3 separate regions of the Mus musculus genome follow, and all the other regions are linked to region 1. Evidence: chromatin loops called from intact Hi-C (ENCODE). Cell type or tissue: heart. All regions are shown on one strand.

Region 1 (8,000 bases):
CCTTAGTGATAACCAACAGCTCTCTCTTGAATTTAAGACCCACTCAACAAGAGGGAAACCATGGTTGATATTGGAATTTTCAGTGCTAATGAAGTCATGATTGTTAGAGGAGAATCTACAACTACTTCTTTACCAAACCAGCATAATCTCTAACAACAATCTATAAAACATTTGTCCTTATTGTGTATAAACATACATAGATAAATGCCATCTTTACTCCTGGTCAAGGAAGTGTCTATTTGCAACAGATCAAGACTACTTCAGAAAAACCACAGCCAATCAAAATACAATTGTAGACTCCAATCCCAATAAATATATCTATAAAATACCTTCACATCTAAGACTCAGAGAACATTGCAGAGGAGGGGCTGGGAGTACTGTAAGATCCAGAGAATCAGGGAGTTTTCTGTGAGATTGTGTCTCCTAGGGATGTCAAAAAATATACCCACAATGTCTTACCAATATGACCAAAACATGAACTGAACAACAGACATGCCAAAGCAGATGGGGGAAGATCCCACGAATCTTCAACCCTATACAAAGAACTATAGGTGACTGAAGAAATCTTGGAGTGGGAGAAGTGATTGTCCCCAGAGAAAAGCACATCAATTGAATATCTAATGTCAAAGAGTCAGCCCTGAAAACACACATACAAGTAACATTATACAGACTGAACAGGCTATATTTAGAAATGTACGTGTGTGTATGTATATGCATATATGTATAAATACATATATACATGCAATAATGATTAATGAAAAATGAGGTCATGAATTTGAAGGAGAGTGAAGAGGGGCATATGGGAGGGTTTGGCGGGGGTGGGAAATGGAAGGGAGAAATTTTGTAGCCATATTATAATCTCAAAAGAAAAGAAAAGAAAAGAAGAGAAGAGAAGAGAAGAGAAGAGAAAAGAAAAGGAAAGGAAAGAAAAGAAAAGAAAAGAAAAGAAAAGAAAAGAAAAGAAAAGAAAAGAAAAGAAAAGAAAAGAAAAGAAGAGAAAAGAAAAGAAAAGAAAAAAGACTGAGATCCGTGGATTGGGTACTTATGTGCTAACTCTTTCCAATTGGACTAGTGGGTCTAAGTTCTGGCAGCATGTTATGATCACTTGGGATATTAAAAACAATACCTTGGAGGACTAATTTAATTAGATTTCAGTGATGCCTGAGCATTGTTGAAATGCTCTAGGTGACTGTGATATGTTGAGGATCACTGAATAGAACAATGAGCTTCTATAGCACAACAATGAGTTTCTCAAGTGTTTATACTGAAAGGCCCTTCAGATACTGAGTCTTGGGGGGAAACATGCCAAATAGGGATTGCATTATCAAAGTGAAGCAGCATGTACTGAATCCTGGGGAAGCGGGGTGTGGGGGGCACAATTCCATGTAATAAAGATGCAAAACTGCTTCTGTAGCTCTCAGAGGATGGCAACATGGTCAGCATGACTCTCTGCTGTCCATGATTGGTTTGGTGTCTCTCAAATAGATCAGGTCTTGACTTCCACTGGCATGGAGTGAACATGTGAGCTCACAGCTGTCTTCCAGGACTTCTCCCATTGTACTTTCTAATACACTACAAGAGTTCAGCTAAGAGTCCAACTGTGTAAGTTGCTGAGTCACGGAAGTTAGTGTAAAATTCTTGGAAGCAGATCCTGGGAGCAAGGTTGACTCTCAGGCTTCATCTCCGTGTGAGTCCAGAGAGAAGAGCTATGGTAAGCTTTGGCAGAGAGTTACAAATGCCCATGGATCACATCATTAATATAACCATGGAAAGATGAGCTTGGAAACTAGTGGGATTTGAGGTTGATTCTCAAATGTACAACTTGCTAGCAGAATTATTGTCCTTATTCTTTATAGTCACTGAGATGTGAGTTACACAGTACTTGACTTGTGGTTAGTTTTTGGCAAATAACTACTACCAGGACTGAGGAGAGCTACACACTATTTCTAGTGCTTTAGTAGGTCTAGATACAGCTGGGAATTGACTTTCAAGGAAAAACAGCAAAACTTTACTTGATCTTAGTCTTCATAATTAAAATTAAAATTAAAAATATTTCATAATTAAAATATGAACCCTTGGCAAGGTGAAACTCCTCATAGCTAACCAAAATGGAAGCATTTTTTTCTATTTGTCTACTCAGAATTTCTATATTAAGTATCTAGAATCCAACAGAACTTTTTACACCTCTGCACTTTGGGTATTTTAGACTAGGTAATCCATGTTCCCAGTGCCTTATTGTGCATTTGAAATATTTAACATCATTCCTACCCTCTGCCTACTAGATGCTAGGAGCACTCTTTGCATGATGGCCATGTCTCTCCACATTCCTAGAATTTACATCTTGGGCAACAGAATCACATTTGATGACAATAGCTTCTGAATGTAAATGTATCACAGAATTATAAAACTATTCTGATTACTTTTAACTTGAGTAATTGAAAAAATATTTTTTGTGTAAAGTACATGCATGCTATTTGTGTGTGTGTGTGTGTGTGTGTGTGTGTGTTGTAGGTATGAACATTTTATGGTATATGTGTATGGAAATCAGAGGACATGCTTCATTATTGGGTCTCACCTTCTTCCTTGTTTGAGACACATTTCTTTGTTCTTCATAATTGCCTATACCAAAAGAGATGATCCATGAGCTCTGGAGTATTGGAGATACATGCTGTTGCACCATGGGTTCTGGAAGTCTGAATTGAGTTCTCACACTTGCATGGCAAGTGTTTTGTCAACTGAGTCATCTCTTCAGTCTTCCCCCATCCCCTGACTTTGGATATAAGCAGAACATTTACTTAAGCATTGTGTAAAAGTATTCTAGAAGAGATTAGGTTCCTACTGTATGCCATACTCCTAGCATGTGCTTTGTTATTTCATACACACACTTCTGTGTATAAAATGTTGTGTGTTAGTGTTGTGATCCTCACTTATAGCTAACGGGATGCTTCTGAGAGGTCAGATAATTTCTTGACAAAACACAGATGCAGTAAATGGTAAAGCTGGAACATGAAACCACAATTTTCTCACTTCAAAGTTCTTCTCCCCATATGGTATGCTGTAGGATTTTTCATTCTTGGCATTAAGTTCAAAGAGTTATAAGCATCTATGAGCTGCTAGATAGCTGTAGAGACCAAGGCTAGAGACTAAGTGCTGTGGACACAATCTGAAAACACCTTATTTTTAACCTTTTACTCCATGTATGTAAGATAAATGGGAAAACATCATAATTATGAGAAACATATGCAATGCCTTCAGGATGTGCTAGATTTTTTTTTTCACAGAAATGAGAAACTGAAGATGTCCCAGACTGAAAAAAACCCGTCTGACTGATGGAGAAAATAAGACTCATAAGAACCCCAAATGAAACATTGTAACATATACTGAAAACACTATGTAGTGTTGTTTAAATAAAGGGGATGCAACATTCTAAGCTAGCTTGGGAAATAGGTTATTTACAGGAGCTCACTTCTAAATTTCCTTAAGAGGTCAGGAGGCTGGAGATATATATATGATTAGCCTATATATTGGTGGACAACAGTCCAGGGACAGCTCTCAAGAATAAAATCACTGCCTGCCATTTGGTCCTTCCTATTCAAGTCAGGAGCTCTGCTCACTTCTATCTATAACCAGAGGTCAGATATTCTCATAGAAATGACATTCATACAAGCACAGAGCTGTCTTCTGGGACATGGCTTTGGCTTATTTAGAGTCATAGATTCTTAGAGCTTGAAGCTAGCCAGACTTGCCATCCCATTTTACCACAAGCAGAAAAAGATGCTGTCTAAAGAGGGACCGAACTTCCAATGATCCTGTGGTTGGTAAAGAGTGAGAGTGTGTTCTACTGCCTCTATGAAGTAAAAATCATGGTTTCTGTTGTTTTGTGCTTACTATGTACCCAAGAGTTGCAAAGCCTAATTAATATCCAAGGGTACCATTTTCAGGGCTTGGCTTGCTCCTGAGCCCCTAGACTGTATGACAGAAAATTATGATGATTTTTAGGTCACAGCAATAAAGTGGAAGCTTATGAGAAATCAAAATGAAGAGTCATTCTGAATAGTAAGTTATGTTCCAGCATCCAATGAATTAAAATTTCACATGTCAAAAAAAAAAAAAAAATCACATGTCACTACATTTCAATACACTAGGTGGCAGCAAATAGGTATTTAGGTACACCGTCAATAGATAGGCAGACTGGAAACAAAATGAAACTAAGTCTTTGGGTTTAATGAAAGGGGATTAATTTCTTGATGCTCTCAAACATGTACGCCAAAGCCAGAGCTTTCTCATAAGCTTTCTTTACCAAGGTTGCCCTTACAAACTATTAGTGGTGGACAACTACAGCTTGGAGAGCTTGGAGCTGTTCAGGTTGCTGCTTTCTGGGGAGGCGTGGCAATAGGCTATATATTTCAAGAATGGAGAGTAACAGTCAGGGAGAGGGAATGGGCAGGTTTAAGGGAGCATGTTGCAGGATATGCTCCAGAATCAAAGGGCTGAAAAAGAGATGTTAGCAGGCTGGTGGGGAATCCTGGCAACAGAGATATTTGTTAAATTAAGTAAAATTAGTATCTACACGTTCAGCCATAGGGACCCAAAAGATTATCTAGTGTCGCAGTTGGTTATGTCAGGTGATCCATTAAGGGATAGAAAGAAATTAAGAGGGATTTCTAATACTGCGTATCAGATTCATACAGAGTCACTAAGCCCATGTACATGAGTCACATGCTATGGGAGGAACTTCACACAAAGAGTGGAAGGGTCATGATTCAGAGTGCCTGTTCATAAATTAATCCCTCATCTCTTGGCATTGCAGAAGTTTTTCAGGCTCTTCTTGGCTGATTTAAAGGGTATATGGACTGAAAAGATGTAGCTCAGCTATAACTGTCTTGTAACAAAGAAGTGGCTTAAAAGATTCATATAAAGAAATTTCAAATCAAAGATGAGCTGATAATGTTGTCTTACTGATCAGAATGCAGCCGATGGCATGCTCTTCATAGCCTTAGAACAAGCTCTCAGTTGCTCCAAGCAAATCCAATGGACGGTAGCCTCCAAATCAGAAAAGGCTCTGAAGACTACTCAAACAGAGATTAACTTCTATTCTTATTATGGATGGACTTCTAATTTGATGTGTACTGCAACACCTTTAAAATAACATGTTGATAAACAAGATATAGACTCTGCCTTCAAATTCCTGTTTTATAAACCACTAAATGAGAATTATCTCTCCCTAAATAAGTAAACTTGTTTAAAGTATATCTCAAGAAGCATTCTGCTCTAATAAATATTAAACACCTTTCAGAATATCATTTGATTCAGCTATATATAAAATTTAAATATGTATATATACATATGCATATAGATTATAGTGATATGTGTTGAATTCAGGGCCTGAGTAGAAGCTAAGAAAGCTCTCTACCACTGAGGTATATCCAATCCTATGAATTTATTTTTGTGTATAGCCTATGATAAACAAAATAGAGTACTATGTATGTGTAAGGAATTTTTAAGCATGTGAACATGCAAACTGGCTATATGACTATGATACTAATGGGCTATAGGATCCAGATTTTTATGACTTGAGACAGCTTAACATATTTATAAATAAATAAGTAAAATGAAGCAAGAGACCTAGACTCTCGGTCTTCTGAATTAGTCCACTTTCCATTACCATTAAGAACTATCTGATGCTGAGGAACTTATAAAGAAAAGACATTTATTTATTTATTTTGCAGTTCTGAGACTCAAGATCAAGCGTTTTGGCTTCAGTTCATCTCTGGTGAGGGGCAATGGAAGGTTGGGAGTGTGGTGAGAAAGATCTCATGGTGACATAGGACGTCAGAGGGACTAAGTAGTTTGTGTCACATGTTTTTAAAGAATATCTTTCTTGTGAATGAATTGTGATTTGCTAAGAACTATATTAATCTCTTCCAAAGCTAAGGTTCCCAATAATCTAAGAACCATTTTCTAAACACAGCCTCTTAAAGTCCCACCACCTCATAATACTGCCACACTGGGACCAAGTTTCTGACATGAATATTTTTGGAGACACACCATATAGAAACAATAGCATCTCTACAGAAAATAAACTGTCAGTTTGTTATTTAAACACTTCCATTTTATTCTCTTTGGCTTCCATATTTCCCCTGATGTTGCCAGCTATACACTTTTGTGCAAAGGTCCAAGATAGAGAGTTGAGATTTTTATTCCATTTTAATGCTCCAGATGCCTTCCTCCCTAAAGACTTCTCTGTTGGAAGCAGAGTTGCAGGAACATTTAAAAGGGAGTCACTTGCCAATCAAATAAAATGTAGCTATGTGGAAAGGAAGGGAGCAGATATCCAAAGAAAGCAATACTCTAGAGTGAGCCAACACTTTTCTTAACATTACATCTTCCCAATTAATCAAAACAGCTCTTAAAATTGTCTCCAGTATTTTGTGCTATATAAGGAATGACTTAAGTAAAAGTTGTGCACAGGTGTGGAGAAATCAGTTTGCTATATGAAGTGGACACATGGAGAGTTTCCCGTTCAGATGAGAGACTTCTCTGGCTCTGATGATTTCCCTGTGACAGACTGTCTTTTGGTTAATTCTTTTCTCCCCCTTTGCCTCCCTCCATTCTTTCCTTGCTTTCTGTTGGGGAGGCTCTGGCTCTGCATCCCTGGATGGCCCATAACTCACCATGTCGACCAGCCTGGGCTCAAACTCTCAAAAGTCTCTGTGCCTCTGCCTCTTGAGGGCTGAGATTAAAGATGTGTGCCAACACAACCAGCATCGTTCCTTTCTTTGTAGAGCTATGTTACTTGTAGTAATAGTTTATACAAACTGTACTAGAGAAGGTCTATCCCATTCCTGTGAGCAAATGCTTGGCATATGGACTGATGAATTCTAAGCCAGTGCCAGCAGAGGAGTTTGCTTGATCATCACTGGGCATGTGGGCTCTACCCCAGATCTATTGAATTGCTAGCCCAGGCATCTTTGATTTTAATCCTTCGTCTTGATTTTTATGGTTCTAGGTCTCAATTCTCAGGCAGAGTGTGCAGTCTGGTAGTTGGAAAAGGAGAAGAGTCAAGTTCAGAGGCTTCTCTTCTGGAGTCAGGGCAGCAGACACTCACAGTTGAATGGCAATTGAACTCACTTTATGATGTGAGATGTAGGATACAAAGCAATGTGTGGCTATTCAGGATATGAAACTGTGGAATTGGAATCCTCCCTTTGAAAAAGACCTATGTGTCTTTGAGATGTGTCTGCCTACACAGGAACCAGGTATTTCCTACAGGCAGCTAGGTGTCAGAAGCAGAAACATCAAAGACAACACAGGACAACTCAGTTCAAGACAACTGCAGAAGGAGTCAATATTATTTCCATTTACAGATATGGATTTAAGTCTTTGAGAGGTTGAATGTCTCACTCATCTTCATTGAACTAGTAAGAGGAAGACATGGGATTCAACTGCTTTGTAAAAGAGAGGGAATAGCTAATGTAGCTGGCATGAAGGGAATATAAGCTAGTTACTTGAACCATTAATAGAATCCAGTGTTTAGTTGGAACAGAGGGGAATAATGAACCTTTCTAAGCTGATGACTTAGTAACCTTGAAGCTGTAGGTCAACAAACAGGAAATAGTCACTTAATTTGGATTGGAACACAGAGTTCTTGTCTCAGGGGAAATTTTATAGAATGTCAACAGCAGCAAATGTTCAGATCAGCTGCTGATTTTCATATTTCCACTGACAGAGAAGGCTTAGTACCTACCCCCATTCACCCCCTCCCAGTGGAGAGAAATGATCCAGCACTGATTTAAGAGCAATATCTTTGGATTCAGAGCCACAGTGGCCACTTCTGACACTAATACAACCCAGGTGTCCTGGGTGGTCTCTTCTCATGCTGTACTTTCTCATGTAACTTTATTTACAGATTCAGGCATGTCTGAGCACTGAGGCAAAGCGTGGTTGCTATTCCCTGTGCCTATGCAGCTAAGTCACATTAGCTAGCATGCCCATGAAGA
Region 2 (8,000 bases), 150 kb after region 1:
GCTTATTAGAGATATTTGTGCTGCAGACCCTATTCTCTGGACCTTGGTGTCTTGTTCTTTAAAATGAAAGGAGAGTACATGAAGATCTCTGATGATGTCGTTCTCTGCTTTATTCCCCCTCGAAACAAGAATTTCACTCTGTAGCCCAGGATATCCTTAAACTCATTATGCTCCCACCTCAGTTTCCAGAGTGCTTGGATTATACTGGCATAGAACTGTGTACATCATTCTGATCCTTGCCTGCCGAGTTCCTATGTGAGTGTAGATGGACAAACATTACTGTGTCTTGAAGCAGTCTAAAAAACACACAAAAGTTAAATGGCCAAGGTAATGATCCGGTCCTCCAGAGACGTTTGTTTGAAATCAGTCCACATGACACATGGATAAGTATTTGGTTGGTTTGGCCCAAACATCCACTTGTTAAACATGGTAACGTTGGGCTCGTGTCTCAGCATTTCAGCAGCATAACTTGTTGGTGGTCTAATTTGTGAAAATTTCCTATCTTCAAATTCAGTCTCTCTCTTCATCACTCCCCTCCCCGGAAGATAATCCTGGTGCACAATTTTGTTTGATGAAAAGGGTGGGAGGGATGTTATTACCCAGTCATTAGAGACCATGGATGCTACTAAGTACCTCTTAGGACAGTATGCGTTCTCTACAGGATGCAAAGACATATCTGGCCCAGCTATCAGTAATAGCACGATTGAGAACCCAGTCTGTCAAGAGAAGCTTTAGATTGACGATGGCCTGGCCAAGTTCATGTAAAATAAATAAAATAGGACTTTAGGGTTAGCATTGTCTTCTCATGCCAGATGGCCCCTACCAGCATACAATTATGGTTTAATGAGTATTTATGGGAAGCTTCTACATTAACAAAGTGAGAGAAAATTTTTATTTAAATACAAGGAAGCTGAAATTTCTCTGGACATGGTTTTCTCAATTTGTTTCATAGTAAATCCGATAGATTGTACTTTTTAAAAATAAATAAGGCATTTAGACATTACTGGGTCTAAAAGAGCAGAGCTACTAAACTCAGTCTCTTTTCAGTCCCGATTCCTTGGAGCTAAACACATATTTCACTACAGTTGACACCCTGCAAGCTCCCTCCAGTGTAGACTTGGGGCTAAGAACTAGTATTCTATGCAGAGCCTAGTGCATCTTAGATGTAAAAAAAACAGCTGTGGTAGTTCTTAAACACAAAGAATTGAGTCTTTGAGAAGTACCCATTATTGAAGATGAAGTCAAATAATGGAATACTTCCCACACTGACTCCCAGTGCTTTATAATTGTTTCAACGCAAATAATTCTAAAATATAACCCACACATCTCTGTCTTTTATAACACATGCTACTGAGCTTCATCTTCTCTTAGTGGCTTTAAAAATGTCATTGTAAAGGATGTTGTGGTGGTTTGAATAGGAATGGCCCCCACGGACTCATCTATTTGAATGCTTGGCCCATAGGGAGTGGCACTATTAGGAGGCATGGCCTTCTTGGAGTAGTGTGGCCTTGCTGCAGGACATGTGCACTGTAGGGGTAGCCTTTGAGGTTTTATATGTTCAAGGTAGGCCTAGTGGGGCACACAGTCTACATCTGCTGCCTTTACATCAGGATGTAGAACTCTTAGCACCTTTCCGGCACCGTGTCTGCCTGTACACTGCCATGTTTCCTGCCATGATGATAATGGACTAAACCTCTGAATCTGTATGCCAGTCCTAATTAAATGCTTCCCTTTATAAGAGTTGCTATGGTTACAGTATCTCTTCCCAGCAATAAATCCCTAACTAAGACAAGTGTTAGCCATTCCCCTATGCCAGGAGCAGGGTTCATGTACAGCATTTATTTTTGCTAAGGTTTTTGTTGCCTTAGCAGGTCAGGGGTAACTGATATTCTTGCTGTTTCTAGCTCCTTACCTTCCCAAAGTGACCACGGGGTGAATTACAACAAATTCCCAGGAGTAAAAAAACCTCAAAACCTACTTTCTCTCATATATTCTATATGCTTAGAATTGTTTAGCAAAACTTGACTCTCAGAGATAAACCAAAGAGTGAAAATTAGCCTTTCACATTATTTTGCAATTGTGTAACATTTGCTGAGTGTTAGAACTGTACGCTGCACATACTCTGAATGGTTTTCTCTTGTGTGACTGTTTGATTTCATCCTCATAAGAACACGACAAGGTAGGTTCAAGTGTGCAATTATCTGGATACAAACAGATGTGAGGCAGAGAATTCAGAGAGTTCTGATTTAAAGCCAGTTGACTTTACCCCCAGAACTTTGCTTGAACCACTACAACAGAGGCAGGAACATGTTAGGCTGCAGGCTGTGGGCTGCGTTATCCACAGCTAGGTTTTGTTTGGCTCAAGAGCCAGCAGTTCTTTGTGGGGCGGGGCATTTGCACCTGGGCAGCTTGCATGGTCTCTGCTAGAAGGGAGCACAGTGCTGCCTTTCCTTTCACTTGCTCAGCTCTGGAGTTTGCATGAAGACAGGGACGTTCTCTTCTAATTTGGACAAGGTTGGGGGGCAGATGAGCTAGTGACATGCATGGTTGCTAACAGTAATGAAACAAATTTCATGGCTTATTCACACGAAATTACAAATGTCTGGCTTCCATGAAAGGGGCACAAAAGGATGAATTAAGACCAAGGCTCCAGGTAATGCGGTTTCTGGTTTCTCTAGGAGGGGCTCAATCCACACATTCCTGGGAAATGCCAGGCAAGCTGTTTTTTGTTTTGTTTTGTTTTGTCTTGTTTTCCCCAAGCTGTGACCTCTGTATAGCACATTCTGGTATTTCCTTTTAAAACCCACTCTTCTCTCCTTCTTATAAATAGTCCACTCATGATGCCACAACTCAGTTCCTCCCTTATGCAAATGAACAGAAAATGTGTAACTTCCCTGAGCTGACTGACTCCCTCAGGTGACCAACAGGGTGGATTCTGTTTTCCTGTGCAAGCTGTTTTGTAGGACACACTGTTCTCTTGTTCCATGCCTGGCAGAGAAAAGAAGAAGGAAAAGGAGAAGGAGAAGGAGAAGGAGAAGGAGAAGGAGAAGGAGAAGGAGAAGGAGAAGGAGAAGGAGAAGGAGAAGAAGGAGAAGGAGAAGGAGAAGGAGAAGGAGAAGGAGAAAAAAAAAAACCACACACATAACTTTGCTCTTGGTGTCTACTGTCTGATAGCTGCTTTGCTTAGAGCACTTCCCTATCTACAGGAAAACTGTGTGCATAGCCATTTGCATGTTAAAGGCATCTGTGTTTGTTGTTGTTGCTTTTGATGGCAAAACAACCATTGCTCAGGCTTGTAGCTTGTGGGCCACTGGCAGAGAAAAGATTTTACTGAGTGAAAGGCCCTCATCTGGTGAGTGCCAGACACTTTCCTTCCCAGCTTGAGCTTCAGCACATGGCCCTTTGTCTCTGCCAAGCCAGTGGGATCCAGTCATTCCACATAGCCTGCCTGTGTCCTAACCACAGGGACGGCTGCCCTGGCCTGCAGAGACACCTGATACACAGTGAGGACACTGACAGCATCATCGCCTGGCCTCAAATCTGGCTAAGGATACACTTAGCCATTGCATTCCTCTCTGGAGCTTCCTTTATTTGACTTAGAGACGGAGGGAAATCGTTTCACCTTTTGGATCTCTGCTTCATGCCCAAGATGCAAATGAGAGCATTGGAACCTCTATTCTATCAAGTTCTTCTGAAGACTTTCAGTGTTTGGACCAGAATTTTGACCTTTGGTTTTTTAAAATAGACTTCTTTAGTGATAATTTTTTCCTACTTTTGTGTCTACAGAAAACATTTACACACACACACACACACACACACACACACACACATGACCAGCTTACTTCAAGAAATTTTCATGTCTCCTTAGAAAAAAGGAAATCCTAAGAGTTGATGAAGTATGTATGCATCAGCTGACATCACCAACCAAGAATCTAAGAAAGAAAGCAAACCTGGCTAGATTGTTATCTGTTTGTCTTTTCTCCTTACCCTGGCCCTCGTTACCTAAAAACGTGACACCTGGATCTCCTGTAGCTATTTTTTGAGCCTAAGGAATAGGTTAACATGATATGGATTATGTGGCAGAAAGCTCATGGCATTGTTGATGGAACTATACAACTTATAATGTGGAAATCTTAATTTGTTTTCTAAGTCTTGGTACCACAATGTATAACAATACTCCTCCTCCCACACAGGGTTTTTATGGGGATTATTTAAATAACACATGCTATGAAATTGCCTCTGAATGTTAGAAATCAGTCAGTCCAATCAACTAACATTATCTTTTTTTTTTTTTTTCTCATTTACCCTTCCATCCATAACTTCAACTCAAGAGGAAACTAACCCAGAGTTACTTGCTACTAGCTAACACTTTAAAACAGGTTTCTGTATAGAGAGAGGCTTTGGACTTGATGGTGGATACCACAGATCTGACCTTGAGTTAATAGGGTCTTAGGAACCTGAAAGAGATTTCCCTTCAACTTCAGCTGCAACTTAAGATAAGCAGGAGGTGGGGCCCTGTCAGGCTGCAGCAGAGAGAAAGCGTGGCCCTGCTGGCAAGGAAACAGAACAAGCTCTAAGGGAAAGTAAGCTCCAGAGCGTCCCCAATCTTCTTACAGTCTAAGATATTTGCCTTCCTGGGAAACACAGCAGAACAGAAAAGTAAAAGGGGTAAGCTCACTGTGTGCTGCCAGGCCCCAGAGGCACAGTCCAAGAGAAGGACCTGTCTCTCTTTCCTCATCGAAAAGCATGCATAATTGATTGATCTCTACGTACACAATCATTTGGGAGTGGATAACTCTTTTTAAAGAAAGTTATATTCTCCTACAATTTCTCTTTTCCCGTCAGTGGGTTTGTGTTTATTTACTTTTTAGACTAAACGACTCTGCTACCTAACTTCCCCTTAAAAGAGAGATTGGCAGAGTTGTCTGTCCAGTCAGATTGTAGGTATTCTCGGTTTTACTTTCCTTGGTGGCGGTCTACATTTCCTTTGCTCACTTGTATATGGAGTGAATAAGTAGCCACAGGTAGTATACCGGGGGAAGGCCTGTGTTCTTGTTAAATAGCCCCAAACTGGTGGCCCACAGCTTTGTAGTCCCTGCTTGCAAGGGACTGTGGGAAACAACACAAGAAATATTTGGTAATAGCTAACTTTTTCTCACCAAGAGTCCTTACCATAGAACAATCTAAACTATAGGATTTGCCTAAAACTTCACCAGTGCGAAAGGCATGGAAGAGAGAAGCGTTCTGACCAGAATGGACTCAGCACCAAGAACAGCCAGATTCAAGAGCTCCAAGGTTAATGTAGAATGTGATAAGCAAGGGAAAGCAGAAAGCGCGACTGGATTTAAGGCTTTTTTTTTCCCTTCAAGATAAACATACTCAAATAAAATAAAATACTCTGTGGACTAGAGCAAGAAGGTTCCTTTTAAGGACTTCAGCTGTTAGGGGTGGATGGAAACCACAGATAAGAATTTCAGCCTTTGACTGTAAGTGCAACAGGACAAGAAGCAGACGTAAAGTCTGGTTTATGGACCGGTAGATGAGCACAGTCTACTGAAGAAGCAGACCCCTCGAGGCATCTTCAAGTCTGGCTCTGAGGCTGCTGGACATTGGTGACGCCATTTTGCTTTCTTCACTGACTTACATGCAAATGTCTCACACAAAATGAATAACTCACATGGGATATGCCACGGGAGAGGCTAAATGCACAGAGAACAAACACAAAGGACACAAATCAGTCAGAGGAGGCAGATCAGGATTGGAAAGCTTTCAGAAAGGCTGGAATTGGTTCACTCTGTGGCTGGGTCATTTGTTCCCATAAATATATTGATTTTTCATTCTCCTTGCTTTGAACCCCTGCCTAAGTTTTCTTTCTCAAGTAGCACTAAGACTTACAAATGGTTTACATTATGCAGTGTTCTAGGCATGCTGTATACACATGTGTCTATTCTGTTGATCTTTACAATCCCATGACTAGGGTAGAGATGAGATATCTGAAGCCAAGAGATTTCCAACAATATTCTCTGAGTTTATGCAGCTAGCAAGTGATGTGACTCGGAGTGCAATACAGATATTGTGGCTCCAGACTGTGTGCTCAGCCAGCATCTTATTCCAAGGCCATAGGTCATCTCCCTCATCTCAAAGCTGGCATTTGACCAGACCAGAGGCCTCAGAGCAATAGTCGCACTTCACCCTCTGAAGTATATGAGCATATATTTGGTCATTTTCTCAAGAAAGTTGTCTAGTGCAACTTTTAGATACAATTACCAATTTGTAGAAACCAAGGACATTCAGAAACAAGCAGAAAGGCACATGTGGAAACAATCTACACATGCCAGCCAGTATGGATTTTGCCAAGACCTCAACTCAGTTTCTTCAGTAAATAAATTTCAGAGATAGAGTTAAAAAGAGAGAGGGAGGGGGAGGGGGAAGGAAGCAAAGAGGAGCAAGATGAGGATTTGACCTACAGATTAAAAGTGGCTTAAAAGATTTTTAATCATTACAACATGTGAGTGTTATTTGGAAGCCTATTTAAACAAAATATTAAAGTGTAAGCTATATTATTTATGAGACAATTATAACTTGAGCATTATCTGAATATGCAATAATTTATAGTGTTATGAATATAGCTACTGAAGCATGATGGGTGAGGTGACATGGTACCTGGATCTGTTCCAAAACTATGTGGATGGGGACAACTGAGTGGGTCAGCAATGATGTCGGATTGGTCAAGAGTTGTTAACTATTTAAACAGGGTGATGGAGATATGGTGGCTGTACTTACATAAGCTTGAAGAGTCAATATATCAAGAGCTGCACACAAGTGTAGAAGTAGAGATATGCTGAGGGTTAAAATTAGGGCAAGGAGGATATTCTAGACTTAACCAGGACTTTGCTAGCACACACACACAGTTTCTCCTAACTTTGACAAGTGTTTGGAAACCTAAGGGAAGAATTCAGAAAGAATGAAGGACATATATTGTTCTTGTTCTGTGAAGACAAGCCATGGAATTGTAAGGAGAACCTGCAGCCTACTCCATGATTTTGTCTCGAAAATATTCTCATAGCGAAAGAAAGCATAGAGCCCTTGATGACCTTGCCAATATGTCACCACCTGCTCACGGACACATGGGTTTGCTCAGGATACAAGGAAGTGTGAGGAGGAAGAAAATCACACTTGATGATCATAGGATCAGAGGCTGAAAACTACATGCTCGGTGGAAGGAAATACGAGACATTCAATTACATATCTGGAGAAAACACCCCATGAAGTCGTATTCAAAACATGGTCCTGGGACTGTTTTCTTTTGGTACCCTTAGCCCCAGAATTTATCAGCTGAGCAATTTTAGATGAGCAGCTAATGAGGATTTCAGCTGTTACAAGTTGAAAAGCATGGATTAACCATCCTAGGAGAAAAGCCTACCTATGTGATGACTATTAACTTATGTTCTACAAACTGAGTCTAAGAATGCTAAGCCCAGTGCACCTTTGCAGCTTTACTTAGCACTGAGCCACTGATGTGAAATATATAAATCTAGGAAGAGAACCCATTGAATAAAATGGGGAGTGAAGAGTGATAAGCCCTACAACAGTATCAACGTTCCAACTCAGGAGGTGGGTTCAGATGGGAGTGAAGAGGTTTTCTGTTCAGACACTGCCTACTCTGTCTAATTTTTGTTTCTTTGTTTTTAGACAGAATCTCACTGCATATCCCAGGTTAGCCTCAGATTCATCATCTTCCTGCCTCTGCAGGAGCTTTGATATTAGCCGTGTAGGGCACTACATCCAACTCCTCCTCTTGTACTTAATCATTGTAGGGTGAACATTCTCCTGAATCCAAGCTGTACCCCAATAGCTGTAATACGTATATTATTGGGTGAAGCATACCTGAAAGAAAAATTTCAAGCCAAGTTATGTTTTCTCAAATTCTAGAACTCAAGATATCCGACACAGTGCATGGCTTTCAGTTTGGTATCTTTAGATCAAACACAGCTGCAGAG
Region 3 (8,000 bases), 82 kb after region 1:
AGGTCTCTAAATGTCTACAGATAGACTATTCTGGAATAGATTTTCATTATTTGAAACCCTCATGCTTACAAGTAAAACTGGCCTGTAGCTTTTACTCTAAGGGCTTGGCATGGGTTCAGAGCAGAATAGTGGATCCACATAGTACTGGCTCAGCTGAAAGCAAGGGTGAGGAGGGCTTTGCCTCTTTTCTCACCTTTCCAGTGTCCACCTCCAGCCTTACTTTAGTGAAGCTAGGCTGATGCCAGCAGGCAAGGCAGCATGTTCCCAAGTAACATTTGTGGTCAGGAGAATCACATCATTAGTGATGCCTAACTTCCCAATTACCTCCTTTTGACTTGGTCCCAGAGCCATGCACAAGTGTTTTCTCATCCTCCATCTGGCCTTCTCTGGCTCTGACTCACTCATTATCACCCTTCTCCACTTGAACCCAACGGACTTCGTTTGGTGGATCTTGCCAAGTAATGATAGCGAATGAAATAAAATTTGCTTATCTAAGTTAGATCCAGATTGCAAGTTTTAAGGCTTGTTATTTATTCCAAATATAGCCCAAGGATTGTTTTCTACCTTCAGTCTTACAAATGGGTGGTACCTCAGTCTACATATTATACAAATGACATTTTAGATACTCAGTGTACACTGGATAGACAAAGACCAAGTTAATACTGATGTCTCTCTCCCTCTCTCACACACACCCCATTCACATGCTTTATAGGCTATTGTTAAAATAAAATCTGGCTCAATCCATTTTTCAAAGACTTTCTATTTAAAAGGCCTAAGTTATCAGCTGAGATAAATGTAATCTCTTCTCATAAAAACTCTAAAATTATATGAAAAGAAAACTATTCAACACAGGGGGGGAAAGGCTAACAAGAAAATGTTGTTTTAAAATAGATTTATCATGTACTTTATTGTTTTTCTGTATGTGCCTATACAGGTTTATGGGTACCATGTGAGTGCAGGTGCCATTGAAAGCCACGGTCTCCTGGAACTGGAGTTACAGGCAGTTGTGAGCCACCCAATGTGGTTGTGGGAACTGAACCTGGGTCCTCTAGAACAGTAAATACTTCTAACTACTGAGTCATCTCCCAACCCCGGAAACAAAAACTATTACAGAAACCTTTTCTTACTGAAGGCAATCACGTGAGGCTAAGACAGAATAATAAGCCAAGATAAAATTCTTGTGGAGCACATTTTCAGAGCTAATGGCACGTCCCACTATTCAAGACCTGAAGCATTTCATTCCAGATGCTGACAATATCAACAGACTGATAAATTGATGGTTTCTGCTCACTGTTAGAGGACCAATGGTGAGACATACATCACTGTTCAAACTGACTTAAAAGGTCAGTTCTTAAACTTATGACTTTAACCTAAACTCTGAGAAACGTTTTTTACAATGAATTGTTAAGACTGTTCCTGTGTGCCTGGAAAGGAAGCAATAGGTCAACGAGAACCACATAGCTCCACTGAGAACAACATTTTACAGGAAATGCCCTTCCTGTCCTTTCACGGATGGGTTATTGAATGCTTGTTTAGAGAAGCACTGACCTGTAATGTTCCTCAGTTTCAGTGAAGCAGTTGATGTCATATCTTAATATATGCCGTGAATGAAATGCATTATTGTGGCCTGAATAATCATGAAGTTAAATATGGTTAAAGGAAAAATCTAGAAATTAATTACAGAACCCAAGAGACTCTTGGTCATAGCCCTTCAGAGTATGTTGCAAAATTCTTTGAAACTGTTTTTGTAAAAGTTTTTGTATGAAATAATTTTTAAAAGGACATACTATGTTAATTATGTCATGAAGGATACAAGTGCAGAAATTCCAGTTTATTTTATCAGATCCATGAACATTAAGTTTTGAGAAAATCTGAAATCCCAAGTCTAAACTCAAAATTCTACTGCAAAAACCACAGGCACTTCTTATAGTCACCTGCCCCTGGCAGACCCACAGCTGACAAATGCACTCCTGGAAACATCCCTGGCACCTGCAGGATCTGCTCCAGTCTAATCTCATTCAAGGCATTCTTTTCATTCTGAAACAAGTGTCAAAGCAAAAAATCAAATCATCAGCGTCTTATCAATCCACACTTTAGCACTAAGGATCCCAGCCTTCTAGACTCTGTCTCCTCTCCCAAAGACAGGTAGGTGGCTGGCAGGAATAAAAGATGTCTACAAAGTATAGGGGGTTGGTGAGGAGAAGACACAACAGTGGGCAGAGAACAGAGTTCAGGCTTTGGGGAAAGCATCTTATCCTCTTCTGTGTGTGGACCCTTTGTGCCAAGGAAAGGATGTGTGAGACTAAAGTCACATCCTAGTGTCATAAAAAATAATACAAGGAGCACTGGAAAGACATCCCCAAAGTTAAAATTCTCATACAAAAGCAAAAGGAGCAAAAGGAGTTTGGAGATGACACAGAACATAAAATGGCCATGTTTGCACACAGTTTCCAGGGAAGAAGAAAGAGTTTGGATCACTAAGGTCAAACTACAGCCAGTGCCTTGCCTTTCCCTAGCTCTTTGGTCTTGGGAGTTCTGGATTAGAAATCAGATTCCCTCTGGTTTGTCAAGGAATAATCAAAACAGAGTCAAGCCAGAAACATGGAGAAGTGATCTATCTATCTTTCTACTTACCTATTATTTATCTATTTATCTCCCTCCCTCCCTTCCTTCCTCCCTCCCTCTCTCCCTAGCTCTCCCCCTCCGTCCTTGTATTTATCTCATTCAACTCTCCAGTGGTAGGTGTTTGGTTGAGAAAATAAACACTTTTCAATAATATTCTTGGATATTCCCATTTTTCTATAGTTTCTCAACTTAGTCTTCAGAAAGTATAATCCTTCAAATGGTTTTTCTTTATACTTTCTTGTTTGTTTGTTCTGAAATATACATTCATATTTTTCAGTCTACTGTATTTTAAACAAAGGTGATTCTTTGTTTAAAAGATACTCATACGCTTAAAAACTCAATAAGGAAAAATTAAGACAAGGTTACACACCCTCTTTTTGGTGTATAGGACTCTTGGGCTCAGTGTTTAGGAATGACTGATCTCATGTATGTGACAATTCCATATTTTGACCCTTAAAACTACCATGTTATGTATACCATTTCTCTAAAAATCAACTAACCAAACAAGCAAAAACAAAAGCTGCCTCTGCTATGCTCAGTGCCACGTGTTTGGGCTTTTTTTAGCCAAGCATTCTTCACCTTTACTAGCTTTGGCTGGAGATCCAGTCCTCTAGTTCAGATGTCCTCTATGACCTGGCAAGAGGGGACCTTTGAGGTCAGTGGGGCCCTGGGGGAGGAATGGTAAAGAGTAGAGAGTCTGGAAAGATATTCCAAACGCACTGCTTTCTTGAAGGATAACTCTGCTTCCTGTTGCTTTTCATGGGCATTACCTCTGCAAAATGAGGGCACTGTGCCCCTAAACGGATGAAGACAAGTGTTGTTCAAGTGTAACCTCTTGCCTAAGAGCAGGTATGAAATCTCCAGAGTGTTTGTCCTTTCTACCCAAGCCCAGTGGTTCTTTTTTTCAATTATAGGGTCAATTTCTCTTTTAATTAAAAAATCTTTACATTTATATTTTGAGAATTTCTTATACCATTACTGTAGTCACATAATTTCTGCCCTTCCTTCCTCCAAGTCTCCCCACTTTCTCCCAACTCCTCAAATTCATGGCCTCTTAGCCTTTAATTATTATTGTCATAATCAGACACACATACATATGTAAATAACATGCTGGGTTAATGTATTTTTGTTCATGTATACATGTGTCTAGGGATGACTGCTTGGGGTTGGGCAACCTATTGGGGACTTGTCTGTAGAGAAGACCGATTCTTCTGCTCTCAGCACTTAACAGCTATTAATTATGTAGGGTACATTTCTAACTTTAAAACAAAAAAAAATCACTCATTTAAATATAGTGTTAGAAAAAAGGTGCTTTCTCTTGCCCTAAAGCCCATTATCATTGGACATGGATACTTTAGTTGGAAAGTATTATTAACCATCACAAACCCTGACACATATGTACCCTTTCCTTCTAAATACTTTCATGGACTCTTTGAAAGTTTGGAGAGTGACCTAGGACACAGGAGTGTGCTGTAAGGGCCAACATAGTCAGAGAAGGCTAAGGAGGAGGAAAGAGAATGAAACCATGTTCCAAGGTGCCTAAAAACTCTGACTTCTGTTTTCTTCTTCTACACGTGATAACAGCTTACGTTTATACAGGCTTTTTGAATGTTCTTTATATGTCTCAATCCTCTCAATAACCCTTTGTGTTAAGTATCTAATTATCCCCTTTTATAAATGAGGAAACAGAGGCATAGAACAATGAAGTCACTTCTGTGAGGTCAGCAGGGTCAGCATGGAATCCAGCCTATGTCCTGACCACTATCAGCTGTACTGCCTGCATACTATATAACCACCTGTGACTCTCATTAGGTTAGCATCACTGATAGTACATTAGAAAATGTCTCTCTCAGACCTATGAGTTTACCTCCACCTTTTTTTTTTTCTTTTTAGGTTTCTTCAAATAAAATACACTTTTTGGTATTTATTCAGAATTTCATTTTCAAAACATAAAGATACATATATTCTTTGACATCTCCAAACTTCAAAAGGGTTCATAAGCAGGGGAATAGTACATACTATTTAAGTATAATTTAAAAGCAAAGAAACTATGGAAACAGAAACAGACTAAAAACAACGTCAGAAAATAGATAGCAATTCTTTTTACACCTTATGAAACCTTCAGTGCTTGCTATAGGAAGAGATTGAAAGGATATGTAGCAGGTACCTGATTTATTTATTTATTTATTTTATATATGTGAGTACACTGTTGCTATCTACAGACACTCCAGAAGAGGGCATCAGATCCCATTACAGATGATTGTGAGCTACCATGTGGTTGCTGGGAATTGAACCCAGGACCTTAGGAAGAACACTCAGTACTCTTAACCACTGAGCCATCTCTCCAACCCTGAAACAGGCTCCTGAATCTCAGCTGCCAGCCATTAGAACGTTCAAACTCAAATACATGTAAAAATAAGATACAACCCCAGCATTTATATGGGCCTATTTATTCAATAACAGGCTTAATTGTGAATCCTTTTAGTTGTGGTGGCATCTTAGCATTGTTGACAGACTGTTTATGAGTTAGAAAACTAAAGGAGAAAAATTGAGGAGGGGATAGAAGGAATCCTTGGAGCTGAGAGCCAGGAGGCAAGAAAAGCACCAGTGGGCAGGACAGCAGGAAAGCAGATTCATTAATTCTTGATTTATTAATTCTTCTGGAACCTCAACTGTTGCACAAAACACAGATCGTGTGGAGTAGGAAGGGCTTTTGCAGGCTTTGGATGAGTCTGGTCTGTAGATTCACACGTGTAAACTAACAGGGGTTTAACAGTTGCCCTGGAAGCCTGGAAATTTATTTACCTAGCAGATAACAAAGTTTAGAAGTAGCTGGGCGTGGTGGTGCACACCTTTAATCCCAGCACTTGGGAGGCAGAGGAAGGTGGATTTCTGAGTTCAAGGCCAGCCTGGTCTACAAAGTGAGTTCCAGGACAGCCAGGGCTATATAGAGAAACCCTGTCTTGAAAACAAACAAACAAACAAACAAAGAAAAAACCAAAGCTTAGAAGTGATGAGAAATCCAACTTCAAGATAGTTTTCTTTTCTTACTTTACCAGCCATGTAGGGAGACAGAGCCAATCCAAATTTGAAAAGAAATCCTTCAGTCTCCATTGAGAAGTGTCATGACAGAGGTACACCCCTCCCTGTAGTATAGTTAGAAAGTCGAGGAGCTTGGGGCTGGAGAGTCAGCTCAGCAGGTGAGAGCACTTGTTACATTTGCGGAGTACCTGGGTTCAGTTCCCAGCACCTACACTCTGACGCACAATCATCCGAAACTCCAGTTGCAAACCTGACACCCTCTTCTGACCTCCACTGACACCACACATGCATGCACTCACATACACGTGAACAGGCAAAAGATTTATAAAATAAAATCAATAAATCTAAAAGATATTAAGAAGAGGTTGAAGATGTTGTATGAGAGTATGCTACTAAGAATAATGCTGCATAGCTGTTATTCAAGAAAAATTGGCCAATAGAAACCTCACACTAGTGTGTGCCTTAAGGAAAATTACTAAAATAAGCTAACAAAAGAAGAATATGAAAAACCATCACACACTAAAAAGGGTAAGCTTAAAGTTGTTGGTGATCATATGTGATTTGGGGGTAGGAGAGGGGTAGGCATTTATATTGGTGCTCGAGTTAAGGTTCTGCTCTGCTGGTTATCAAATAAATAACTAGTTTTCCCCAAAGCTGGTAGAAGACAGCAGCTGCCTCATGAAATCTAGGATCAACTGCATCAGCTGTGTAGTTTTTACAATCTTTATCATCCATCCAAAGTTACCTACCTCAACTTAGCTCCTCTGCTAAGCAACTCTGGATCCGGCCCATTGGACTTGCAAACTTTATATGCCCCAGCACAGGGGAACGCCAGGGCCAAAAAGGGGGAGTGGGTGGGTAGGGGGTGGGGGGGTGGGTAGGGGGTGGGGGGGTGGGTAGGGGGTGGGTAGGGGGTGGGGGTATGGGTCTGGGGGACTTTTGGGATAGCATTGAAAATGTAAACGAGGAAAATACCTAATTTTAAAAAATGAGGACTGGGGTTTGTAGAGAGACAGGGTAATTGTTAAACACTAACAACATGAATGCTGAATGGTTTTGCCACAAATACAGTAAGTACCATTAAGTTGGATCGAACATCATTTCCCATAGAAGTTATTTTCATATTACTAAATAGAAGACCAGACAATGAGAACCTTAAAGAAATACAGGAGAGCCTTAATCTACCCAGGTTGCATTGCGGGACTAGCTGTTCCACTAGCTGTGTGATATTCCATGACCTTTAAAGGCTTTTTAATTTTACTGCTTCTTGGATGAGACAGGACCACCCCAGGATCTCAAAGGACCTAGGATGACATCACTTCACAATGATAATACCCAATCAATACCCTTTCACCTTGTTACTTGGTGCCTGGAAGGAAAGAAACCCTGCAACTTTTAAATTTTTCCAAAATCCAAATGATGAGGAGGTAGATGAAGAACTATTTTATTTTTTGAGAGAGTGGAATTTGGGATTTATGTTAGAAAAAGAGGAGGATGGTAGAGAGGAGGAAGAGGGAGAATAGAGAGTGTAATCTTGTGGTAGAAGCCTGAAAAGAAGCTCATGTATAGGTGCCAGTCTATTGTGTGCCAATGAAGTCTAAACAGCTTGAGGTGGTCCTGATAATTCCTGGCATAGTTATGGTCAGTGATATCCAGTGCGGGCATGTGGTGACCTGTGTGCATTAGTCAGTTCTTGGTTGGTTACTATTTTGCTACTTGTCAGCACTTCCACTAGAGGGCAGCAGGTGGAAAGGCGAGGATGTCAAAATGGATTAACATTGATTGGTATTTGATGACAGAGGCTGTCAAGGTTAAGTACTGAGGGAGACAAATCATAAATTAAGTGGGGAAGTGAGTCTCATAGCTAGTGGGTTTCCATCTCTAGTGAAGCCCTGGATGACTGAAGGAGCTCAGCACCAGGAGGAGGATGGAAAAAGCTTTTTATCAAAGGAGCCCTTTTGCTTGTGTTTGGAGTTTTTCATGTGTGCATGAGTGCATACACATGAACATGCACATACACACACACAAACCAGACAGACGGACACACACACACATCAGACACACAGGCACACACAGACATAGACATGTGCATACACAGATGCACACATTCATTCACACTGATACACGCAGATGGACACACACAGACACATACAGAAACAGAAACACACAAAGACACAAGACAGACAGACAGACACACACATACACACACACACACACACACACACACACACACACACACACACACACACTTGCAGACTACAGAGCATTTCTCTACTTTTTCATTATCTGTAGGTTTGGGGTTTGTGAATTAATAATTTCCAAAATACTACCCC

The links. Peaks named below come from ENCODE experiments on the same cell type or tissue, not always from the same donor. Only the 100,000 strongest peaks of a DNase experiment are listed, where the experiment ranks them.
Region 2: a loop joins it to region 1, with 2.6 times the contacts of the local background. A loop is called at or near these places in 4 of 42 quality-filtered maps.
Region 3: it touches region 1 in a loop (3-fold over the local background); 6 of 42 quality-filtered maps call a loop at or near these places.

What each region holds. Positions count from the first base shown.
Region 1 is chr15:3,352,295-3,360,294 of GRCm38, forward strand. The region is part of intron 3 of Ghr (growth hormone receptor); the gene reads right to left. All of the region lies in intron 4 of Gm41254 (a long non-coding RNA gene), which reads left to right. Among named protein-coding and RNA genes, the nearest start is that of Ccdc152, 53 kb to the left of the region's middle. In heart, a CTCF peak has its summit at 4,147 (motif pointing right); no DNase peak of the experiment used is centred here; H3K4me3 peaks cover 219 bases.
Region 2 is chr15:3,505,879-3,513,878 of GRCm38, forward strand. The region is part of intron 1 of Ghr (growth hormone receptor); the gene reads right to left. Among named protein-coding and RNA genes, the nearest start is that of Ghr, 73 kb to the right of the region's middle. In heart, a CTCF peak has its summit at 3,365; a DNase peak (open chromatin) is centred at 3,423; H3K27ac peaks cover 214 bases.
Region 3 is chr15:3,434,338-3,442,337 of GRCm38, forward strand. All of the region lies in intron 2 of Ghr (growth hormone receptor), which reads right to left. Among named protein-coding and RNA genes, the nearest start is that of Ccdc152, 130 kb to the left of the region's middle. In heart, CTCF peaks have their summits at 4,867 (motif pointing right) and 7,398 (motif pointing right); a DNase peak (open chromatin) is centred at 3,194; H3K27ac peaks cover 685 bases.